Regions from separate parts of the Homo sapiens genome. Here regions 1 and 3 are each linked to region 2. Evidence: chromatin loops called from intact Hi-C (ENCODE). Cell type or tissue: ascending aorta. All regions are shown on one strand.

Evidence for each region. A loop is a pair of places that touch in the nucleus more often than their neighbours do. Peaks named below come from ENCODE experiments on the same cell type or tissue, not always from the same donor. Only the 100,000 strongest peaks of a DNase experiment are listed, where the experiment ranks them.
Region 1: a loop joins it to region 2, with 7 times the contacts of the local background. A loop is called at or near these places in 23 of 110 quality-filtered maps.
Region 3: a loop joins it to region 2, with 3.0 times the contacts of the local background. A loop is called at or near these places in 10 of 110 quality-filtered maps.

What each region holds. Positions count from the first base shown.
Region 1 is chr5:123,087,388-123,089,887 of GRCh38, reverse strand. PRDM6 (PR/SET domain 6) reads right to left here and starts at 647. Exons shown (of 8, transcript NM_001136239.4): 1 at 369-647. It overlaps PRDM6-AS1 (PRDM6 antisense RNA 1), which reads left to right. Exons shown (of 2, transcript NR_146771.1): 2 at 1,949-2,500. RefSeq lists enhancers at 908-1,452, 1,453-1,997. In ascending aorta, no CTCF peak of the experiment used is centred here; DNase peaks (open chromatin) are centred at 597, 1,057, 1,207 and 1,507; H3K4me3 peaks cover 2,414 bases; H3K27ac peaks cover 2,500 bases.
Region 2 is chr5:123,034,370-123,036,869 of GRCh38, reverse strand. PPIC (peptidylprolyl isomerase C) reads left to right here and starts at 145. Exons shown (of 5, transcript NM_000943.5): 1 at 145-361. The coding sequence starts at 245. It overlaps PPIC-AS1 (PPIC antisense RNA 1), which reads right to left and starts at 948. Exons shown (of 2, transcript XR_001742868.2): 1 at 582-948. RefSeq lists a silencer at 1,277-1,449. In ascending aorta, a CTCF peak has its summit at 946; DNase peaks (open chromatin) are centred at 139, 729 and 1,379; H3K4me3 peaks cover 1,990 bases; H3K27ac peaks cover 2,000 bases.
Region 3 is chr5:123,366,751-123,369,250 of GRCh38, reverse strand. The region is part of intron 17 of CEP120 (centrosomal protein 120); the gene reads left to right. Among named protein-coding and RNA genes, the nearest start is that of CEP120, 55 kb to the left of the region's middle. In ascending aorta, a CTCF peak has its summit at 1,270 (motif pointing right); no DNase peak of the experiment used is centred here; H3K27ac peaks cover 194 bases.

The DNA.
Region 1 (2,500 bases), 53 kb before region 2:
GCCCGGTTCCGCGGCTCCCTCTTCCCAACTCCGCTTGGGCGCAAAGTTTACTCCGAAGCTGCGGCGCCGCACAGAGGGAGCTGTGTGCACCCTGCTCTGCCTCCCCGATCGCAGCGTCCAGCTCCCATCCAGCAATGCTGGGGCCCGACAGGAGGGCGCTGCCCCGTAGAACTCGGCTGCAGGACGCAGCCCCCGCCCTCAGCCAGCGCCCGGAGCCGACCCGAGCCGGCGTGGCGCAGCGCCCGAGCCGCGTTGGCCTCAGGCGCCAGGAGGCAGAACAGTCTCGCCGCCCGCCCCCAACCTAGGACCACCAACCTTCCTATCTACCAAGCCCTAGACTCTTAAGTCCCAGACCAGCCTCACCTTACCTGAAAACTCGGTGCTGCCGGTGGGTGCGTGCGGGTGTCTCGGTGAGCGTGCGGGTGCGCGAGAGTGTGCGCCCTGCGTGCGCTACATGCCCCTGAGCAGCGCGGGAGGAGAGTCCTAGAGATTGTGCCGCCCGGAAACCTCCCGACCTGCAAGCGAGAAAATTGGGAGGCCCGCGGAGGGCGCGAGAGTGCGGACGGACCTGGGCGCCCGACTCAACCGCCGTGGGCTGCTGCGCTTGGCCGCTGCCGCGTCCTGGCTCCTTGGTTCCACGCTCTGGCAGCTTCCCGGCTGGACACGTGGGTTTTACGACAGCACAAAATAGAGTGAGTGTGTGTGTGTGTGTGTGTGTGTGTGTGTGTGTGTGTGTGTGTGTGTGTGTGTGTGTGTGTGTGAGAGAGAGAGAGAGAGAGAGAGAGAGAGAGAGAGAGAGAGAGAGAGAGAACGGAGGGGGGAGGGGAGGCAGGCCAGAAGAAGGGGAGGGGAGAGGGAAGAAGGAAGTTCTAATTCGGCCCGACCCACATCGCCAGAGCGCCTTTCCCGCACAAACTCCTCCGCCCTCCCATCCCCTGTTTTTTTGGCGTGACGTCTGCCGCTAGCCTGTTGTCTCTTTCTGCCCATGATATGTCTTTTCTGGGTCCCAGCTCAGTGCCCTGATCTTGAAAGCAGTGGAAATGCGGCAACGGGAATGCATCTCCGCACACGCTGTGGTGTCCGCGCTGGAGCAAGCCCGCGCCGCCAGGACCGGGTTTGCGCTTTTGCCCGGCTCAGTTTTTCCTGAAGTGCTTCTGGGTGCCAGAGTCCACTCGCCCGCCACGCAACCTCTAACATAAATCCTCCGGGGAGAAAAGTTGGGGGCGGAGCGGGACGGGTTGCGCGCTGCAGTGAAACCCTCTGTCTGCAGCCCAGGAGGGAGGCTTGTCGGTGCAGGGAGGCGTAGGACCGAGGGTCCTGAGACCGAGAGCAGCTGGTCCTGGAGGGACTCAAGCTTGGCCGTGGGGCTGGGAGGCGGCTGCAATGGAGTCTGCACTCCACCCAGCGCTCTGCTGACCCCTTCTCGGGTTGTCTTCTGGAGGGCTCTTTCCCTCTCCTTCTTGGGGCCCGGAGACAAGTATCCAGTGTTACGTCTGGTGGCACAACTGCTCCGGGACACGGGCGAGGCTGTTTGCGGTCAGCTGCCTGCGGCTGCCGCAGGAGGTCACGCATAGGTTTCTCTACCCAAAACCTGGTGTTAGAGGGGCAGGGTGGGAGTGCAGCCCCACCTCCACCATGTCCTCTCCCCAGACTTTGTGCCAGGGCAGCCCTTCGATGCAGTCTCGCACCCACGAAGGAGGCACTTGCCCCCCAGCTCTTCCTGGCATTTTCGGTAGTAGATGGTAGAGGGCACAGGCAGGGTGTGTGAAATTGACCGACTCAGGAGGTACTTTCCCATCGCCGGGGTTCTGGCCATACCGTAAAGAGAAGAAACGGCATTTATCTTTTTCCAAACAACCTAACTTATTTAGCACTTGCCAATCTGAGCAATTAATAGCCATTCTTTCCTGATTTCTGCTTGTTTCTTTTTCTCTTCCCACCACTCAAGTTTTCTGAACCTGGGAAACGTGCTGTTCAGACTTCATCCGGGTCTCATTCAGGATGCTTCGATGTTGGTTGGAAGAGAGTTAGACCGAAAATGTTTTGACTGGCGTCGTTATGACAAGGTCATCCGTCATTGTTGGATAGATTGATAGCACCCAAGTTTAAGGCAGACACCACGAGGGAAAGCCCACGGCGCTGTGGTCCCGGAGGCTAACCAGGCAGTGTCCGCAGACCTCCAGCAACTCCATCGGGAGGAGAGGATGAAGTTCCAGGCCCGTTTCAATTAATCTGCTCGCAGAACTGCCGAAGAGTGGCTTGTCGGGCCACGGGAGAAGAAACAAATGCTCTTTCTCACACTCTCCTGGTTCATTGCTGAGAAACCAGGACACTCCTCTGTTCCCTGGGAGAGACAGTGAACTCCAGGGATGGAAGTCCGGACTCCGGCGGCGGTCCCGTCATTTGCCTTCTTGTTTCTGCCCAAACCCAGCTAGTTCCAAGCGCTTGGTCCCCAAGACTGGAAGTCCCCAAGAACCTACCTCTACCTGTCCCAACCCTG
Region 2 (2,500 bases):
CGGCGGTCGAGCCCTGGCTGCGCCCTGTGGGCGCGCTCCTCCGAATCCCAAGTTCGGGTCGCGAGTCTGAACTTGGGAGGAACGCGCCCCGGGTCCCCGCCCTTCCCGGACTGCCCGATCCCCATCCCCCGCAACCGGGAGCGCGCAGGCGCAGCCGGCCGGCAGTCCCGTCAGCTGTCCCAGAGCCTGTGTCGCGCCCGTGCCGGTAGCGCCCGTGCCGGTAGCGCCGCTGCCACCGCTCACCATGGGCCCGGGTCCTCGGCTGCTGCTACCTCTCGTGCTTTGCGTGGGGCTCGGCGCACTTGTGTTTTCTTCGGGGGCCGAGGGCTTCCGCAAGCGAGGCCCCTCGGTGACGGCCAAGGTGACCGAGAGCGGCGGGCTGCAACTTCCCCTGTTGCGGGCGGGGCCCTGGGGGCGCTTTGGATACTGGGACCTCGGTGTCAGGGCGGGCGAGGTGGAGGCTTCCCGGGCGCAGGGGGACTGGAGGCGGCCGCGGGACTGGGTGGGAGGGGGCTGCTCGCGTGCTGGGAGGCCGGCGCTCCGGGGGAGACCCTGGGGGAGCTGGGCTGAGGCCAGCCTACCTCCGCCGCAGTCTGCTTGGACTTCTTGTCCCGGGTCGGTAGTCCGAGGTGACCAGCCTGGGGGTAGGAGAGGCTTCCGGAACCGGCGGGCCCGTTCTCCAGGAAAGAGACTGCCCAAGTACTTCCTTCAGCGTGGCCTGGGCTCGGGAGCAGAACGAGAGGAATGCGGGGAGGGGGGCGGGACCCGCACAGGAGAGGCGCTCGGAGCCCAGGGCTTGCAGCCGCCCGCCCGCTGCGTGGTCTCCACGCTGGCCGCGGTGGCTTCAGGCAGGCATTAAAGCGCCTGGTTCAGATGAGAGACTACCCTCCGCCTCTTTTGGGGAACCGTCGTCCTTCCCGGGAAGGGGAGGTGCGCCTTCAACTTCGGCGGGCGGGCGGCCCCTGCTGTGGGCTACGCGAGGCCGGGCGAAGGCGGCACCTGTAGACCTGGGGCAGCCTCCACTGCGGGGAAAGGGGGCGGGGGGCTGCCAGAAAGTGCGTCTTTAAGGCTTCCTCGTACTTAACTCCGCTTCAGTTCTTTTTTCAGCGTATTTAACCAAGGGTAGACGATAATGGGAGAATGCAGGGAGAGGGAGGGGATAATTTGGTGCCCATGATCACCACTTCTAGAAAACCCACTGGCAATAGTGTCTTCGAAGCTGAAGCTGGAGGGGGCGGGCTGCAGCTGAAAGTGGTCTTCATCAGTCTGGGGTTTGTCAATGGAAACGATACTAATCAACGAGTAGAATGCTTACATCCTCGACCGCAGACGCCACCTGAGGACGGGGAGGACTAGGGGGTGGGGAGGAGGAGGTCCAGCTCAGCATCTGATGTCGCAGAAAGGCCGTGCCACGTTGTGGGCGGGGCTGATAAACAGCCTGATGGTTTCGAGAAGCTCTGATCTTACTCCCAGCCTCTTGATCTTGTAGGCATGTCTAACTTTGGGAAATGGTTTGTGCAAGGCCACAGAGCTGAACGGGGTCTCTTGGGATAAAGCCATAAACATAAAATTCGCACAATTATGAAATGTTGGAGGAAATAAACTGTAATATACTTTGGGTGACATTTAAAAATAGCTGAAAAATGAGAAAAACCAGCGCAGAGAAGACTAAGGAGGCAAAGGGAACTGCATATGCATAGGTCCTCAAACAGGAAAGCCCTCCCTGCATTCAGAGGATGTGGAGAGGACGGAATGGCTTCAGCACAGAATGAGAGGTGACTTGAGATGAGGTTGGAGGGGTGAGCAGCAGCGGAATCACACAGGGCCTTAGAGGCTGCAGGTAGGCATGCGGGTATTGAGGCAATTCTTAAAATTTGAAGTGTTATTCTGCAGTCAGAGCCACTGAAGGGTTTTAAGCATAAGAATGGCATGATCTCAATATATACTCGAGAAATTTATGTGGTCACTCAGTGGAGAGTGAAATGGGAGGTCATTCAGGGCACCATGCCAGAGTCCAGATGGTGGCTTGGATTAGGGTGGTAATCATTGAAATGGGGAGCAAGGGAAGGACTTGAAATAGATTTTGGAGATATAACTAACAGGAGTTGCTGACGGTTTAGAAAGGGGGCGAGGGAGAGGGAATAGGATTGCCAAATAAAATACAGGATGCCCAGTTAGATGTGAATATCAGATTAACAATGAATAAATGTTTTTAGTGTAAGTACGTCCCCTGCAATATTTGGGAACAGGTTTCACCTGGGAAACTTCTTAAACTTACTGATGCAGTGACCCACCCCAGAGCAAGTCAATCACAATCTGTATGGGTGGGGCTCAGTATCCTATCTTTTAGAAGCTTTTGGTGATTCTGATGTGCAGGCAGTGTGGGCGGGGAACCACTGGAAGATGGAGCCAAGAGAGGAGGAAGCTGGTGGCTGCAGGAGGGGAAGGGTTTGAGCATCCTAAACCCTTGTCTGTGACACTGTCACTGAGGGAGAGTTTG
Region 3 (2,500 bases), 330 kb before region 2:
TTACTTAAATTGTATGTTTGTAAATATAAAAGTTAAGTAAATAATGAGATACCATTGAAAGGTTTTAAGTAGGAGAGTAACTTGATCTTTACATTAAGGAAAAAAATTATTCATCTAGTGTGTAGAAAATATGTGTTAGAGGACAAGACCTGTCTCTTCGGCTTATGACCCATATATTCAACTGCCTACCCAACATCTTTTCTTGAATGCCTTAGAACAGTAGTTCTCAAACTTTTTTGACTCAGGGTCCCTTTATTGATAATCACTGTATTAGAAATGGGAAAAAAAAACCTAGGTAACATTTTTATGAAAAATAACCATTTTCTAAAACAAAAAATTGAGAAGAGTAACATTGTTTTACTATTTTACAAATCTCTTTAGTGTCTGGATAATAGACATCTGAATTCTTGTATCTGATTTTGAATTCACTCTGTTGTGATATTATACATCATGTAGCCTCTGGAAAACTCCAGTGTACATTTATAGAAGCATGAAAGTGGAAAAGACAAATAATCTTTTGATATTATGGAAATAGTGTCCATCTCCTGGACCCTTGGAAGTCAGTCTTCAAGATATCCCAGAATGTCCAAAACTAAACTCAGCCATCTCCCTGAAATATATTTTTCATGTAGTGTTTCTGAACTCAGTAAATGTTTCTGTAGCGTGTTAACTGCCAAGCTATCTTGGGGTACTCTTATCCCCACATTGCTTTAATTGCAAGTCTTAATTGATTCTTTTTCTTACATATTTGGTCAGTTTCTTCATTTTTCTACCAGTGAACTTGAATCCAGCTGGACATTTCCCATTTCTCTTTTGATAAAACCAAGTAGTAAAGTATTTCTGCGTTTATAAATATGAATTCTGTAGTGCCTACCAGAAATATTTGAAGCACTCATTGGATAATGTCACATGGATTCTCCCAAGTTCTATTATGTGGGTGTCTAAGAGTACTTCCATTTTACCCTGGGGAAATTTAAAGACCAGAAATCAAAATTGTAACAGAGGTGTTATCTTATTCATCCCTGAATACAGACTGGTTGACTAGGTAATATCCACAATAAAAATAAATTTTAAATGACTTTTAAAATTTCTTCCAACTATGCTTTTATCAGAAGGATAGAAATCATTAAACATATTAAAAGTATAAGCAGTACTGTGAGTTTGCCTTGAGAGAGAAAAGTACATAATTTAATTGCCTCTATTTTAGACTTAATACATTCATCCAGCATGTTTAAGTGCCTAGTGAAAAGAGGCTTTTCAGCTCTTCTGAAAATTCTTTGTAAATCTTTTTGGAGCCAGAAGAGGGCAGAATCTTATTTCTTAAAATAGTGACAAAGAGATAAATGCACAAAAAGAAAGACCCAAGTTAAAAAGTATCTGATTTAATTTGTAAGCTCTGGTTATGTCTGATTGAGAGTTTTGTTTCTTTTCTCATTACGTATTCTTTTCAGTGTAATATGCATATTCCCATTTTTTTACTGAAATTGTCTAAAAATAAGTTAACATAAACATATAGTTTTAGCAACTGTAATTGTTGATTCTTTTTACAGGTTGCATATCCCTTATCCAAAATGCTTGGGATCAGAGGTGTTTCCACTTTTAGATTTTTTGGATTTTGGGATGTTTGCATTGTATTTACCTGTTCAGCATCCAATTTTAGATTTTTTGGATTTTGGGATGTTTGCATTGTATTTACCTGTTCAGCATCGCTGTTCGGAAAATCTGAAGTCTGAGATGCATTTCTTATGTGTCATGTCAGTGCTGAAAAGGTATTGGATTTTGGAACACTTTGGATTTTGGATTTTTGGATTAGGGATATATATACATACATACATATATATATAAATATAGCTTCAATAATTGGGACTTTAAAAAATGAAATATTGAAGGCATGTAATTTAGTAGGGCCTACATAGGTGGAAAAGACTGAAGATATATTGAAAGAACATAAATATTTTTAATTAAGCTAAAATTTATGTATGTAAGAATATTTGGTGAGTATCTACTATATGCCACCCCTGACTTGGGGCAAATGGGAAAGATAAGAGAAAAATCAGAGACAGGAAGAGAAAAAGTACATTATCCCTTTGAGACTTCCTTTTGAGACTTCACTTAAAGAGTTCGTAAAGTAATTGGGAGATTACTCAGAGAGCAGTAAATGACCTTGAATAATCAAACACCAAGGAATGTGATAGAAACCATTTGGCGTTCGGAATCTAGTAGTTGTAAGACAGCTTCATGTAGAGGTAGAGTCTGAGCTGAGCCTTAAGATTTAGGTAAGCAGAGGAAAAAGAATTGGCAGCCTCAGGAAGTAAATTGGGCAAGGAGTAGGGAAGGCACAGGGGACACAAACCTGGTTGGAGTAGGTTTCCTGTTGAGGAAAGCAGGTTGAGCGGGTAGGACAGATACTGTATTTTGGAATGCTTTCAATCCTAGGTGGAGTAGTTTAGGTTTAATGCTGTAGATAAATAGTAGCTACTATAGATTTATTTAATAGTGG